Linked DNA regions of Homo sapiens: region 1 is linked to region 2. Evidence: read pairs that join two places in POLR2A ChIA-PET (ENCODE). Cell type or tissue: MCF 10A. All regions are shown on one strand. Links, peaks and the distances in the headings refer to the core of each region. The heading gives the core; the rest is flanking DNA. Region 1 overlaps RAPGEF4 (Rap guanine nucleotide exchange factor 4). Region 2 overlaps MAP3K20 (mitogen-activated protein kinase kinase kinase 20).

The links. ChIA-PET counts read pairs that join two places held together with the same protein. Peaks named below come from ENCODE experiments on the same cell type or tissue, not always from the same donor. Only the 100,000 strongest peaks of a DNase experiment are listed, where the experiment ranks them.
Region 1: POLR2A ChIA-PET joins it to region 2 with 12 read pairs; 3 of 35 experiments call an interaction of 5 or more read pairs at or near these places.

The regions. Positions count from the first base shown.
Region 1 is chr2:173,045,365-173,053,706 of GRCh38, forward strand. It overlaps RAPGEF4 (Rap guanine nucleotide exchange factor 4), which reads left to right. Exons shown (of 31, transcript NM_007023.4): 30 at 3,236-3,290; 31 at 6,276-7,529. The coding sequence ends at 6,403. Among named protein-coding and RNA genes, the nearest start is that of MAP3K20, 26 kb to the right of the region's middle. In MCF 10A, for the core only: no CTCF peak of the experiment used is centred there; DNase peaks (open chromatin) are centred at 3,637 and 4,107.
Region 2 is chr2:173,209,681-173,218,000 of GRCh38, forward strand. It overlaps MAP3K20 (mitogen-activated protein kinase kinase kinase 20), which reads left to right. Exons shown (of 20, transcript NM_016653.3): 10 at 49-155; 11 at 7,435-7,570. It overlaps MAP3K20-AS1 (MAP3K20 antisense RNA 1), which reads right to left. Exons shown (of 8, transcript NR_033882.1): 3 at 5,946-6,156; 4 at 4,600-4,816; 5 at 2,989-3,111; 6 at 1-265. Among named protein-coding and RNA genes, the nearest start is that of MAP3K20-AS1, 68 kb to the right of the region's middle. In MCF 10A, for the core only: a CTCF peak has its summit at 1,113; DNase peaks (open chromatin) are centred at 1,041 and 4,721.

The DNA.
Region 1 (8,342 bases), core at 250-8,249, 160 kb before region 2:
CATAATTTCTCTGCACTTTACAATTTGTTTAGTCTAGGGCACCATACTAGAGACGGTTTGGAAGAGAACCAAAACTGTCTTATGAAGAATTGTTGAAGAAATTGAGAATATTTAGGCTGAACAAGAAAAGATCTGGGGGTGTGAAGATATCCATAACAGTTATATCCAAGTATTTGAAGACTTGTCCTGTTAAAAAGAAATTAAACATGTTTGCTGTTGGGTCATTGCCGTGGCATTTGTAAACTGTCATGGTGCCCGTGGGAGTCTTATGCAAATGCATTATGAGCTCCAAGGATAAATGAGCGAAAAGTAAAAGGAGAAAGACTTTAACTCAAAATGATAAGTTTTAATAATCAGAGATGTCTAACAATGAAACAGGCTATTTTTGGAGGTAATGAGTTACTCATTGCTGGATGCATTCAAACAGTGGGAGAGCCACTGTTTATAGGCAGGCTGTAGAAAAAGCATTATGCACTCTGGAGATGGTTCAAGGAGGTGACTCCTGAAGTCTCTTTCAGCAACTCAGGAGAGTGCCTTGTAGTTGGGTGTAGTTGTCAGTAACTGCTTAATATTACATGTGTTAATGGGTGCAAAAGGAGGTGAAGTTAAAATATTAAGTTAACCCTTCTTTGGCCTTGTGAAAGCATTTGTAACTATGCATTGACCGGGAATGCTAGTTAGATTCACACATCATCACTGTGGGTTCACACCATTAAACATTATTGTCCGGACCTCACAAAGGAAAAGAATGGACCTCGCTGTGAAGCCAGATTTGGATTTCGAAGTTAAACTGAAGTTATCTTTGAGAACAATTAAAAAGGATACGTCAAAATTAAAACCATTGTTAAAATTAATCAAAGATTTAGAAAGGTAGAATGAACTTCAGGGCTGGAAATTACTGATTTAAACAATTGTTCTCACATTTTAAACTACATGAGCTAAAAATTATGAAGTCTCAGAGTATAGCTTTAAAGAGTAGCATAAAACCAAAGTCAGAATGAAATGTTTTAGCTTTCAAAACTAAAAAGCAGAACAATTACTCCCTACAAAATGGTATAGGAAGAGGTTTCTGACCCCTGCTAATTGTTTTATTATTCTTCAGAGGGGCATACTGGCAGCATTTCCCAGGGTTTTCGGTAATTACACTCCATTCAATATCTGAAGAATTACAATAATTCTACATGGAATATACTTGTGCCCTTCAGATGCAAAGCCTTTAGAGAAGTGAAAAAACAACTTAAAAGTAAATTAGCAGGGAAGTTATCATAGTTACTATTTATTTCACGGCTCCATATATCAAGGGCTAATTATACATTGTACGTTACATTTTCTGGGAGGGATTTGTGATATGTTTCTCATGCTGATCAACAGATGGATGTGTCAGTTTTCACGATCTTTGATGAAGTGAAGTTCTAACTTTTCCAATTGCCTCTTTGTGTGCGAAATTATCCAATGCAGGTACATGTCACTTCAGGCTTGCTAGAGTCCTCAAAGCAGTAGTATTCAGTGAGGTATTATGATGCTTGCAGATAATATATTTGTAAGGCCTTGACTCATCTATGATTTTTTTTTACACTATGTAAGCTTTCTCAAAGTCATTTTCTTATACTTTGGCAAGCCAAGGGTCCGTGAGAGAAGAAAGGGTTGACTAGAATTACATAGCTGCTCAGAGATCGGGGAGTCTCTTTCCCTGGGTGGAGCCTTATCAATTTTCTGCTAGTGTTGTAATTAATCTATTATCTCCACAGGACCCCCTTTAGAGCCTGAGCAGTAAAGTGTCCTGAAACATACATAGTGACCAGGAGTGCCAGCTATTGTTCAAATACCGTGACATTCTGGCTAAGAAATGGAGCGTAGGTCTCATCAGTGTTTTTCCCCAGGGGATAGGAGTCTCTGTTTCTGTCCATTTTCTTTTCTCTTTTCTTTTGTTTTTAATTGAGCTCAGCACAAAAGATTCCCTTTTAAGTCTTTATTGCAACCAAAACTTTACAAAGAAGTTAAGATGATCACTTAGTGACCAAATTTTAAAAGGTCAAATCAATTATAATCTGTCCATTTGGTTGAATACATGCTTTTTAAAAAATGTTTTAAAATGCAAATGGCATGGAAAATAGTCACAATGCAATGTGAAAAATTTCAAATCAAAATAAAATATGTATGTACTATATGAATTCAAATCTTTTAAAAACATGTTTTTATATATTTTTAAATATAAGAAGGCTATATGCCGAAATATTAACAAGATTACTCTGTGAAGTAATATTCTAAGTGATTTTTACTTTGCTCTTAACATTTTCTGTATTTTCTGAATTTCTTTTTTTTTTTTTCTTGAGACGGAGTCTCACTCTGTCGCCCAGGCTGGAGTGCAGTGGCGCGATCTCGGCTCACTGCAAGCTCCACCTCCCAGGTTCACGCCATTCTCCTGCCTCAGCCTCCCAAGTAGCTGGGACTACAGGCGCCTGCCACCACGCCCGGCTAATTTTTTGTATTTTTAGTAGAGAGGGGGTTTCACCGTGTTAGCCAGGATGGTCTCGATCTCCTGACCTCGTGATCCACCCGCCTCGGCCTCCCAAAGTGCTGGGATTACAGGCGTGAGCCACTGCACCTGGCCTGTTTTCTGAATTTCTAAGATGTGTATATGTTAGTGTTATAATCAGAAAGGAGGAAGAAGGGAGGGAAGGAGGGAATCAAATCATCAGGATTAACATTAAAATGCAAACTTTTGCTGGAAGATTAGAGAGGTCAGTAATACAGAGTGTGTAGCAAAAATGTGAAGGTAGAATATTTTGACTTGCTGTTCAGCCAATAAAATCTCATACCTCATTAGTGAGTCTTATTTACTGTGAGGAACTTGATAAGCTAACCCTTCTCCACATCTAGGATAGTTACAGATTCTCTTACAAATTCATGGCAACCTCAAGAAAGGATGGTGAAAAAGCACTAATGTACAGTCTCAGGCATGATAGATGTTTTTTACATCATGGGGAATATGCCAACAATTATGAGAGTTATGCCATTAATATTCCTTACCTGAAAATGCCTTGTATGTATGTGGGTACCCCTTTGAAATAATTAAACAAGTTATACATCAGCTAGTTGCCTTCAGATAGTCAACATCTCAGAACATGTCACTTCTCATGGTACCAAGTATTGCAGAAATGGTTTGTTTTCCTTTTTGGATTGTACTCTACGCTTACTTGAATTTCTATCTTTCTTTTTTCTATATTCCTTTTAGCGCATGATTGCAAATACGGCCAGAACAGTGAGATACTACAGGAGCCAACCCTTCAGTAAGTTAAGTGCTGCCACCTCTTACAATGTAGATGTTGGTGATTAAGGTCTTCTTAATGAGGCCATTGAGACACCCTTGGAGCCTGGGAAATATCTGACTGTGTCAGAGACACTTTGGACCATGAATTCCATGAGATAGGGGCCTTGAGTTTAAAGATTTTTTTTGCTGTTTTAAACTAGAACATATTTACATTGTTGTGAAACTAGAAAATCACCATAGGAATATTATTTTGTGAATGAATTTAAAGAGATTTAATTTGCTCTATCCAGTGCAGCTGGAGACAACTAAAGTACGACTGCCAACAAATCCTGCCTCAAACCAACTCTCTTTATGACTCATTGCTCCATGTTGAGAAACTCACATCAGCCCTTGATGACTCAGTTCAGTCAATTATAAACCAGGAAAGATAATATTTATTGTCTTTCAGGGTGTTGCAAGAATGCATTAATGTTTATAGCACATTCGTAAAAGGTCCAAAAACAGGATTTCATATTATATTTCTAGTATTCCCACATGAATTTGAGGTGCTCTTTTAAAATCTGAACATCTATCACAAGAACTGGTATAATACTTTAATATAAAAAAATTACTAATAATAAATAACAATTTTAGTCTGTTGGGAGTTAAGTTGCATCATAGCACCAGATGGTCATACTAGACCAGTGCTACTGTTTCTTCTGGGCTGGGACTTTGGTGGTGGGGGTGGAGCTTTGGCTCCCTCAATCTGGTCTGGAAATGAGAAGGTGAACACTAAAGGTTTTTGCTAAGCTCATTGTATGACTCACTTGAAGAAATTTATCTCATTAACTCAATATGATACTATGACATAGACATGAATCTGAGGCTACCAGTACCGTCTCCTCCAATAAACCGAGTGCTAAGAGACTATGATGTTCTTGTTTTATTAGTCAGAGTTGTTTGTTCTTCCTAGAGCAGGACTGGCTCATGGCCAGATTTGCTAACATGGGACACCAGAACTACTAAATGTTCATTTTTTAATGAATAGGGAGGAAAAATATAAGAAAAATGACATTGATTTGGGGAGCAACTGATTCAAATGACTGTGCCTTCTCTGACTTCCAAAATGTGAATAGTCTTGCAATATCATCAACTATTCTTATGTGGATTCAGCCAGAATTAAAGTGTCTCATGTGTTTTCATCTATTAATTTACGTTGTGTTTAAAGATGTGATCATAAAGCAGTTGTACAAGTGGAAACAAGAATAGATAAGTGACACCAGTTACAACCGGAGTTTATAATCCCAAATCCAGCAGCGGGGATAAAAGGGGACCCTGAAATTATATGCCAAATCGTGTGTGCCTGAGGGGGTTTATAGCCTTAAGAAGGTTTTCAGTGAGGCTCAAGAACCATAAAATAATATGCTTTGTTTTATGAGCTTCTTTGGAAGTAAATCTTGCATTCTTCTATGTCACCTCCTAGAGAAGCCAAGGGGAAAATGTATTTAAAAAGAAAAAACTCCACTGCATTTGTTGAAGTTATCAGTAACTGCTGGTAAACAACAGCTGCTCAGCTCTGAAGTCAACAATCTATAGATAAAGCTATAGGAATAGATTCACAAACACTGTGGGAATGTGTACAATGTAATTACAGTATATTGTACGTGTAGAGTACACTGCCAGTGAGAAGCAGAGGAAATTAAACACAATGTGCTCTGCAGTTCGCTGTGGTATTATTTCTATGTGATAATTATACTGATGAGTTTCTTCTCACAGGGGGCAGGGGCATGTATGTCTTCTCTCTGCTTTTCTGCCTTCAGACCTGCAACACTCCCCTTCACCCCTTGTGCAGATGGCATTCTAATTGTCTTTGGGAGTGCTGTGTGGATCTAGCAGGAGCAACCAGACTGCAGAAGGCAGTGTACTGTGGTGGAAACCCCGGTCAGGAGCCAGGGTCTGGCTCTGCCACTCCGGGTGTCCCCTTAGACCAGAGGCCCTACCCAGTGATGCTTGAAATGGAGGTGGCCCACAGAGGTGTTGGGTCTAAAGAGAGCATTTTTTTCCCTTTTATTTTGAAATAATGTCACCATTTTAAAATTGGGAGAATTCACGAAGAAGAAATCCAGATTTCCCATTTCTTAACAAAAAAAAAAAAAAAAAAGGAAGATCTGGCAACTCTAGGCACAGATTCCCCGTGGCAGCAACATGCAGAAGCCAGGTCATCACTTCCAGAGGGACCTGTGTTTCCAGTTCACCACCTTCTGGTCTGGCTTTCCTTATTCATGTATGTTCCCTGCGAGGGCTGAGTGCATTGGCTCATCATTCAGCCCTGATCTTCATTAAATTGGTTAACCTCAGTTGCTCACATGCTTGGGATGTGCATCAGAATAGAATGGTAGCTGAGTTTTCAGAGCAGATAGCATTAAAGAATCAAACGTCTAGCAGAAGTCATAACTTCAGCCTGTGAGTTGGGTTTTTTCTGAATATGGACAGTCTCTAAGAACATACAGTCGGTATAGTAATGCTGTATACTGTGTGCAAGTAAAGAGGGGAGTCAGGACTCTGTAGTCTCACTGGCTTGCTTCAGTTTGGCCCAGATGTTAAGCGCTTTTGTGAGGGGCTAATAAAAACTGTCTTTTGACATTAGTCTTCATCTGGATCAAAGGAGGCAGAGACACAGAGTGTGAGACACAGAGACCTCTGGAAAGGGAAACAATTTTAATCTATACCCAGGGGCTATCAGACACATGCTTCCCTTTTAATTTGGTGCCATTTTTTTTTTACAACGTGCAATTCAAAGGAGAATGATCAAAAGAGGTGATTCCAGGGAAGAAAAGAAAATTGGAGGGTAGGAAGGAGGAGATGGAACAACCAAGTGGAAACGTTTCAATGATTGTGGTGTGTTGAAAGGTCTTGAGGGAACCCAGGAACCTATGATAAATGTAATAAATAATTGGAGAAGTAAGATTGTATCTTATATACATATATTACACAATGCCAATTCTGCCCTTTCCTCTTTCAACAGATCCTGATGCAGCTCAAGCTAATAAGAACCATCAGGATGTCCGGAGTTATGTACGGCAATTAAATGTGATTGACAACCAGAGAACTTTATCACAGATGTCACACAGATTAGAGCCTCGTCGACCATAGACATTTCAAATGCCCAAAGCAACAGTTTGTCTCCAGTCCACAATCTTTCAAAAATGCCATTTATGCTACTACTGACTGTATTGCCACTAGAGAATTCTACAAAACAAGCAAAAACACATCCTGAGACACCTCAGGGCTGCATTCAGCTTACCAGCTACCTAGCAAGAGAAGGAATTATTTGACATGCCTAAAGCTTACACACTCTAGCTTAGGAATCCCCAGTTTGTGGCTACCCTGTTTCATTTCCACTTGTGCCATCTTCTTTGCTGAAGTGTTGAATAAGGCCCACGTGAAGAGTTTGGTAGAAATAGCCTTGTCAAGAGAACTAGCAAGCCCCTGACATTTTTTTCTAAGAGTGTTTATGGGATGAGATGTGCTACAAATGGGATAGATTTGGATAAAATTTTAACTCAACATCTTGATTTGGAGCCTGGGGTTTCGGGAAGGTGTTGAGGAATCTATAGAAGTCCAAATTATAGGTTGTATTCTTCCATCTTCATTGTCTTACCTCTGAAGGAATAGAACCTGACCACATTATTATGAAACATTATGGCTGTTTATGTAATTTAGGGAGGACTGGTCTGTAATTTCTGAATGTATATAGAATAATATTTATGTTTACAATGTAACTTTTCAAAATTTACAAATCAGGATTATATACATAAGAATTCCACTAAGAAATGCCAAGATTCTTAAATTTGCCAGCGTTAAAGTAGAAAATAACATTTCAGAAGAGCACAATATGCATAAAACATTTTTCAAAATTGAAATATTTTCCTGGGCATTAAAAACCTTTACTATTGGCTACAAATTTATTGTACCTGATGAAAACATATTTTCTGGACTTAAATGTTATTACAAATATCTTAATTTTCAGTAATTGTTTTGCACTTTCAAAGATTGTAAATAGTTCATTCAATCAATGGTATGGAGTTATTTATTTGCTACATAATAGATACTGTGCCAAATAATTACTTTTTATTTATTTTATTTAGTACGTAATTTTGAAGTACATTTTTTCCTGTTTTCACAATTAGACTACATTTAATGTGTAGGAATTGTATGTATGTATATCTTCTGTAAATAACATCTAGTATCTTCACTAAATATAATTGTCGACAAGAAATGGTTGTGTTCATCTCAATTCCTATAATATGAAAGGGGTAACCATTTGGTATGGTGGGGTGTTGGATCTTTTAATGACACAAAATACACATATTATAAAATTCATTCTTTTAAAGTGCAGAATCCAGTGATTTTTAGTATATTTACAAAGTTGTATAGATAACCATCATCACTATCTAACTTCAGAACATTCTCCTCATCCCTAAAAGAAACTCTGAACTCATTAGCAGTCACTTCTTCTTCTCCTCTCCCTCCAACCTCTGGCAACCACGAATCTGCTTTCTTTGTCTTCAGATTTACTCTGGATGTTTCATATGAGTGGAATCATACAGTATGAGGCCTTTTGCGTCTGGTTTCTTTCACTTAGCATAATGTTTTCAAGGTTGACCATATTATAGCTTGTACCAGTACTTCATTTATTTTTATGGCCATGTAATATTCCATTCTATAAATAGACTACATTTTGTTTATCCATTTATCAGTTGACAGACATTTGTCTGTTGTGTTCACTTTTCGGCAATTAGGAGCATTGCTGCTCTGAAGGGGCACTGGATTTTAGAGCTCCCTTGTGTGGGGCCTCATGCCATTTCTCAGTGATTTAAGTACTTAGCAAATATTTGATGAAGAGATATCCAAAATTCTTTAAATTCCAGACATGCCTCTATTTTTTTTAATAAGTCAGCATTTTCCAGAGTGTGTTCCAGCCTATTCTAGTCTCACAAGTTCACATATTGTCCCTCCAAAAACAAACACACACATACAAAGCCAAAAACAAAACCAAGATTCTATCTTCAAATAAATGTGGGGACCACTG
Region 2 (8,320 bases), core at 1-8,000:
CTCCTTTCTTAAGTCCCAGCGAATGATTACTTATTTTCTCTTCTTCAGAAACGGCCATCATTCAAGCAAATCATTTCAATCCTGGAGTCCATGTCAAATGACACGAGCCTTCCTGACAAGTGTAACTCATTCCTACACAACAAGGCGGAGTGGAGGTGGGTAGCCCCGACAGCAGGCCACAGCGTCTGGCTTTCAAAGACCATCACTCGTCTCAATGAAGAAGTGAACCAGAGATCTGAATGACAGTCCTGATTTCTGACCATAGCTTAGGGAAAAAGAAAAGGTTTTTTTTATGATTTTGGAACTCTTATAAGTCCTGCATTTCATAAGCAAGAAATAGTGTTTCTCCAAGCTTGTTGCCTTGTGTAAGTATTTGAAAAGAATATTGAGGCCGGTCGCGGTGGCTCACGCCTGTAATCCCAGCTCTTTGGGAGGCCAAGGCAGGCAGATCACCTGAGGTCAGGAGTTTGAGACCACCTTGACCAACATGGAGAAACCCTGTCTCTACTAAAAATACAAAAAATTAGCCAGGTGTGGTGGCACATGCCTGTAATCCCAGCTACTCAGGAGGCTGAGGCAGGAGAATCACTTGAACCTGGAGGCAGAGGTTGCAGTGAGCCGAGATCATGCCATTGCACTCCAGCCTGAGCAACAAGAGTGAAAAACTCCATCTCAAAAAAAAAAAAATTGAAATCCTGTCTTCTGAGACAAAAGATGGTTACCAGACATTTCTCTGTGTTTACTTTGTTAGGAAGCTTTGTCCTCTGTTGTGTAAGAAACAAGAATACTGTTTACCTTGAAATTCGCTGAGCACTGTGTCTGCTAGTGAAGGGGGATAGGGAGACATCAAAAATACTCTTAAAAGAAAACTTGATATCATAAATCCTATTAAAGCTTGTTAAATAAATTTAGTAATGAGAAAATTGTATTGCATGAGTGGAAGAGTAAACCCAGGATGAAACATTTGAGCCAGGTCACATGATGCATGACTATAAATAGCATGTTTGGAAGCTGACATTATTCCCCCCCTGACTCAGCGGAGATTTAGGTAACTTCATCTCTGCTCCCGATAGCCGTGGGCAGTAACATGACGCCTTACGCCATCTGCTGATGCCAAATGAATACTGCATGCACTTTGAAAATTACTGCGTTGTTTACTCCTGTTACTAGATACTTCTTTGGGCTTTCTGTTTGTTGTTTTACAATAACCTTATTTATTTTTATTCCTTTGAAATATCTTATCTAGGGCTAGTGAGGTAAATGAATTTTTATTTAGGGATACAAAAATTATACAGTGAGCTCAAGTCTAGGTATAAGGGACTTTTTTCTGGGCTGAGATAATTAACAAAACAGAACATTTAAGTAATATTTGTTTTTTGCAGTAAGAGATCAGTATACATGTCATCAGATCATTCTCCTTTAAAATCCATATATGAGTTCCCATTACTCTTAAGACAAAGACCAGAATACTTGGCACAGTGGCTCATGCCTGTAATCCCAGCACTTCAGGAGGCCAAGGCTGGTGGATTACTTGAGCCCAGGAGTTCAAGCCCAGCCTGGTGACAGAGCAAGAATCATTCTCAAGAAATGAAAAGGACCAGAATACTTAAGAAGACTCACCAGACCCTCATTACTGTGGCCTCACCAGTGTCAGCTTAAGAAGATCATTCTCCCCTTAATTTCTGGCTTTCAGTCCCTCAACAGATGCGTATTTCTCCCCTTTTCAGGATCTTTACAAGCAGTTTCCTCTCTTTGAAGCTTATCCCATTTCAGCTGTGTACCACGCCTGCCGTCACACCCCACCTTAACTCCTGTTCATCATTCACATGGCAGTTGAATAACACGTCTGCAGGGAAACACTTCCTGACCCCAGGCCAGATCAGGTTCCACTTTATGTGCTCTGAGAGCATCTCCTTCATAGGCTTTGCTGCTATTGGAATTAAGAAGTAATTCGGGCCAGGCACAGTGGCTCACGCCTGTAATCCCAGCACTTTGGGAGGCCAAGTCAGGTGGATCAACGTCAGGAGATCGAGACCATACTGGCTAACACGGTGAAACCCCATCTCTACTAAAAATACAAAAAATTAGCCAGGCATGGTGGCGGGTGCCTGTAGTCCCAGCTACTTGGGAGGCTGAGGCAGGAGAATGGCGTGAACCCGGGAGGCAGAGGTTGCAGTGAGCTGAGATCGCGCCACTGCACTCCAGCCTGGGCGACACAGCAAGACTCCGTCTCAAAAAAAAAGAAGTAATTCGGCAGTTAGTTGTTTAATGTGTGTCTCACGGGCTGAAATATAAGAGAGGCAGACAATCACGTTTGTTCATCACTCACAGCATCAAAATGTGCCTTGAACACAGCATTTGCTCCGTAAATATTTGGGGAAGCAAGAGAGAAAATTACCATGGTGGTAATAATATAAAAAGAGATTGTGATATTATACAAGAGAATATAAATATGTATGTTTGCCATGACAAAAGTACTTCTTATGTTCATTCATTCATTATCCATTCATTGAACTTCTGCTGGTGTGAGAACGACTGTTGCCATTCGGGTACTGGGCTGTAGCGATGAGCACAAGAGTCCCAGGGCATGTGGAGCTCTCCAGCCCGAGTGTCCAATGTTAAACTATTAAATATATTCAAAACTATCGCATTTCTATTTTGACAAGTATTATGACAGAGAAATATACTAGATGTCTGAGAGCATATGGCCATGAAATCTGATCTAGTCCAAGGACATAGTAAAAGGATTTTGGAGAAAATGCTATTTGATCTATTACCGAAGGGATTAGTAAGATTTTAATACCAAGATAGGGAGTCTTTTAAAGTATGTCAACAAGGCCAGGCGTGGTAGCTCACACCTGTAATCCCAACACTTTGGGAGGCCGAAGTGAAAGACTGCTTGAGCCCAGAAGTTCAAGACTAGCCTGAGCAACGTAGACCTCATCTCTACTCACAATTTAAAAATTAGCTGGGCATTGTGACTCTAACCTGTGGTCCCAGTTACTCAACTCGGGAGGCTGAGGTGGGAGGATCACTTGAGCTGGGGAGGTCAAAGCTGCATTGAGCCGAGATCTGGCCACGACACTCCAGCCTGGGCTACAGAGTGAGATCCTATTCAAAAAAAAAAAAAAAAAAAGAAAAGAAATGAGAAGGCTGTGCAAAAATGTAGGGACACTTATTCAGCAAAACATCACTGAAAAGGGTAAACCAGAAATGGTATAAAGTGCAATAAACAGAGAATTAAAATAAATTTAAAATGATGGTATCTCCATATACAGAATATGATCATTCCTAAAATCACAGATCTGATAAATGATTTCAAAGTAGACCCTACAGTCTAGTTTGTTTAGAATGTTTCTATTTTTTATAAAATAAATATATATTATTGTGTATATGTACACAGAGAAAAGTATCAAAAAGTCAGTGTTATCACTGGGTAATGGGATTATAGAGAGTGTTTTTTATTTGTATATCTTTATTCCCTACTTCTTCCACATTAAACATGGACTAGTTGGATGATAAATTCAATTTTTAAAATGCTTGAAGATGAAAGTGAGGGAAATAAAATTGATGATTGAGAACGGGGGGGAAAAGGAGATACAAGACAGTGAAGTATTTTAGTAAAAGGCGTACAGTTGCCTAAGGGGCCTCCTCATCTTTCAGGAACTGTTAATCCTGTTCTGAGAGCTGGAGAGAGAATATATATCTTGACCTGAACCAGTAAACCACAGTTTGAGAAGCAGTAGAGCTGTTTTCACTGAAGCAGGCAATTGGTTAAAAACAGGACTGTAATAGTAATTTTAATAATAAACACAGTTGTCACTTATTAGGTTCTTACCAGATGCCTGTACTTCATTTAGATTTTCTTTTTTAATCCCCATAGCAACCCTAAATTATATCACAGATGCAAAGGTAAATTGAGTAACTTGCTCAAAATCATACAGAACTGAGAACAGAACCCAGTACAGAATACAGTAACAGAACCCAGGTGGTCTGGTAGCACAGGCCTGCCCTTGCACCCATGCTGTACAGTGCGGTTACTAGACTTGTGGCCGTTGTTGTGCTGTCTTCTCATTAGCATGCAATATTCACTTGACTGAATTCCTTTTTAGCTAAGAGAAATATTACAGGGCATGATCATTTTAGGTTATTAAGGTGTCTAACTCAATATGTAAACTGCTGAAAAGAATTATATGTTTTTATCAGATAATCTCAACATTTCAAAAGACAACACATTCAGACTACTCCCCTTTCCCCCCAACTTTTATCTAGTGTCTGAAACCACATGACTAGTGTCCAAAGAGTGTTTTAGTAAATTAGAGTCACCGTGATCACAGTGCAGCCTGATTCCAATCCTGCTGTGGTGTTTCTGGCAAATGATTATTTTCTGGCAGAGCTTCCTCTACATACAGACCAGATGCAACTTGTATTTTTAGAAAACTGAATGGTTATTCTGAAATTCTTTTTAAAACTACATTATTAAAAACCACATAAACTGTGTTCTTTCCTTTGACCTAATAAATGATAGGAACAAAATCTAGTGTCAGACTTTTCCTCAGTCATCAGATCTTCAGCTTATTTCTCCTCCCATTGACTTACTAGCAATAATGGCAATGAGCATTAAGAACAGAAAATGTGTCATCCTGTTGGTCCTGTTTTGGATTTTCATTAACCATGTGACTGTAGACCTGTGGCAACCTGCACTGAATGAGCCATGCAGTGTTGTGATGAGCGTTCCGATCTGTGTCTCTTGGCAAAACACTTGGTTGGTTGTGTTTCCCGTGGTGACCAAAGTACTCTCACCATGACGTGCGTTCTTAAAAAACCAGAGATCAAAAATGTAACCTTTGCAATTGCACAAATCATGTAATATATAACACATTTAATAAACAGATTATACATTTATCATGTAATATATATTCTATATCACTCTTTTTACAAATTGACCTTTTATTTCAAAGTAAGTTTCTATCTGAGGAAAGAAGATAATTACGGTTCATTGCCTGTTTTTGGCATATGGAAAATTGATACTAGTTGACATTGACCTTGATTGGATTTGGCTTACAAGAAGACCATAATTTTCATCAACTAAGACATTTAAACTATATTTTTAGAACAAGAAGTTTATATAAATATATCAACAAATGCATTTGATGCACAACAATGCACCAAAAAAACCAAGGGAGCAGCTGTTTTTTTTGTCATCTCCAGGTTGGGGTTACATCTCTAATGGCATATAACCTCACACACGATTTGACTCTGCAGTGTTGGGAGTGCTGTTGGAAAGCTGAGCCTGAGAGACAGATTGAGGAAGGAGATTTACTTGGTGTTTGTTTCTGTGTCACAGCTTTCCGTCCATTTAACTCTTGATCTGTTTTCTGGAAGTGCTCAAAATCGCAGTAGGCTCTCAAAGCTGGAACTTGAGATGCATCTTTGGCTTAAATTACAAGTGAAATAGAATGTAGTGGCCATTTACCCTGGTCTAAAAGAACATCAGTCAATCTGTCTCACTGGCAGGGGTGTGGGGACTGGGTCGGCAGAAGCGCTGTGTAGATGCTGTCCCCAGGCCTCTGCCATCGCACACTGAGGGCACCCAGCTCCACCACCTCCTTGCTGCCTTCTGACCGCCTCACTGACTGAAGATGGCTCACTCTTTTCTTTTTTTGTGACAAAAATTTACCCTAAGGTTTTTCACGTTTTTTTCCCCTCAGTCCTCCATTGAAAAATAAAAACTTTGTTTACGTGCATAGGCATAATATTTTTGTCAGAAATATCAGGGATAAAATTTGGATTTTATGGTACAGTCATAATTCTGAAAAATTGCTGATTCACTGCCTTCTTTAGGGACAGTAATGGGACTTATAGCCTTTTATGATTTTTCAGATGGCACCAGTAAAAGGCACAGGGTGTTGATATTTGTGGGCAGTGCAGCAGAAGCTACTTACACCTGATTGCTGCCTCCCTTGCTCTGAGGTGCATTTCAGACGAGTAGCGAAGTGAAATGTTGAGCCAAATCCAGACCCACCTCCATACCTGTTCAGAGTTGGATTTTGCCAGTGAATGCCTGAACTTTTTGTTTTCATTCACTTAGTTATTATCTGTAAGAGCATTGGAATGTTCCAGTAAGAGTAAACTGTTCACTTACTCTTATTCTCCCTAGAAAGAAAAAGGCAGACTTTGGTTACATATATTCATTAACTTAGATGTGGGGGCTTCTACCTTCCATAGTCAACGTCTCAATCATGATTATGCCATCACAACACAGGATTGCCTCAGTGGCACCTGGAAGCAGTAGCTGGCAGCACCCAGCAGCTATTCTGCAATAGTCACCCAGTTCCCATCTTCTTCTGCATCCTTCTCTCCAGTGCCTTCTCTAGCCTTGACTTCCCTCTCCCCTCTCCCTCATTCTCTCAGTATTGTGGCTTACTTAAAGGCTTTTCAGAAACTCAAGGGAAAGAGCTTCCAGTTTTCAAAACATAGATTTAGACTTAAACATTGCAACAGCCCTAAAGGAGAAAAACATTTGTGCTGAGCCATGGTACCAGTTCCACTTTCTGTGAAGAACAGATTTCTGTAACATGGCACATGGTTCCAAGTGGTGAGGTTGGTTGGCCTATAGGCACAAAGGGGATAACTTCCTTTAAAAATTATTAGAATTAAAAGGAACCTTAGAGTTCATCTGGCCCAGGGTTTTCTACACTTGCTTGATTGTAAAAATTACTCGGGTCTTTTATAAAATAATGAAAATTCCAGGGTCCCACCCAGGCCTACTGACTCATGAGCTCTAAGGAAGGGTCCTAGAAATCCATGTTTTGCTGGGTTCTGGTGTGTTTTTTTTTTAAAAAACAAGTTGCCTATGTAAGTCTAAGGATCAGGCAGGTAGGAGAACCCTAATGTACTATAACCACCACCCCTTACAACCAAGGAAACTGAGACAGGTTAGTCAATTGATTGCTTGGGTTACTCAGCCAATGTGTAGCCTAAAGTGTCATCTCAACCACTTACTGATGGTGTGTTGTTGACCACCTAACCTGAATATCATTTTCCCACCTATACTATGAGATTAATACCTGTTTCTTGGGACTGTTAATGGGAATAAGATGAGATCATATATAACATCACTTATGAACTGTAAAAAGCTAGATAAATGTAAGCATTTACTAAATGGCTGTACCAGGACACCAGCTCCATAGGTTATGCTGCACCCCAGTGGCCCTTCAACACTTTGTTGAAATATTTTGAGCTTATTTTTCCAAGCTAGAAACTACCCTTGATATTTAAGGACATGAAAGATTCCTTCTCCTCCGGCAGTTACCTGGTTGATTTTAAAGCACCAGCATGTGTCTTTTACTTTGATTAGCATTCTGATGGACCCACTAAGCGCTTGATGTCTCTTAAGTAAAGTTGAGACTTACACCAGCTATCCCCGTGCAGGTGCGAAATTGAGGCAACTCTTGAGAGGCTAAAGAAACTAGAGCGTGATCTCAGCTTTAAGGAGCAGGAGCTTAAAGAACGAGAAAGACGTTTAAAGATGTGGGAGCAAAAGCTGACAGAGCAGTCCAACACCCCGGTGAGTACCCTCCCCCTTCGCCGTCTTTCCACATGCGGCTCTAGGCTGCGCAGCTGAGCATGGCAGCATGGCACCTCTTCCCCTGCCTCCCGCCGCCCCCTCCTCATTTCCTGCCTCGCGCCCGTGTATTAAAGGGCCCGCGTGTGGACTCAAGCAGCGTTCATACCTAATTTCAATTAATAAAATGCCAGAGATTTAAAAGAAAAGCTTATCCTATTTCTGGCTCCTTCCTTAAGAACTGTTATTCTGTCAGTGTGTTTATATATTAGAATTACAATAATAAAATCCGATGTATTTTCACACCATCTGCTCAGTCTCAGAACATGCACCTCGGTGCTGATTAACTCCTTCTAGTCACTCAGTCATTAATAACTGTAACTCCAGCAGCTCACTGACTAACAGAGTCTTTGATGTGTCAGAACTTAACCATGTTTTCCTTCTAAAATGGAGCTAACCATGATGACATGCAAATGAGAAGCATTAATATTTCGTACTCAATTTAGTGTTATGATCATGGGCAGCAAAATATTGGAAAAAGATTCTCTCTGGACAAGCTTTCAGTATTTATTACACCTAGGCAGTATCTTGTTTTCTCCCAAGTCTTGTATTTAGAGGAATATAAAAATTATTTTTAAGCATTTCACTGGTTATACACTAACCTTGAGCTTACATGCTGATATATTATTCAAGTCTAATCAAATTTTAGCATTCTTTCCTATTTTAAATGGCATAACATTTTCAGGAATTAAG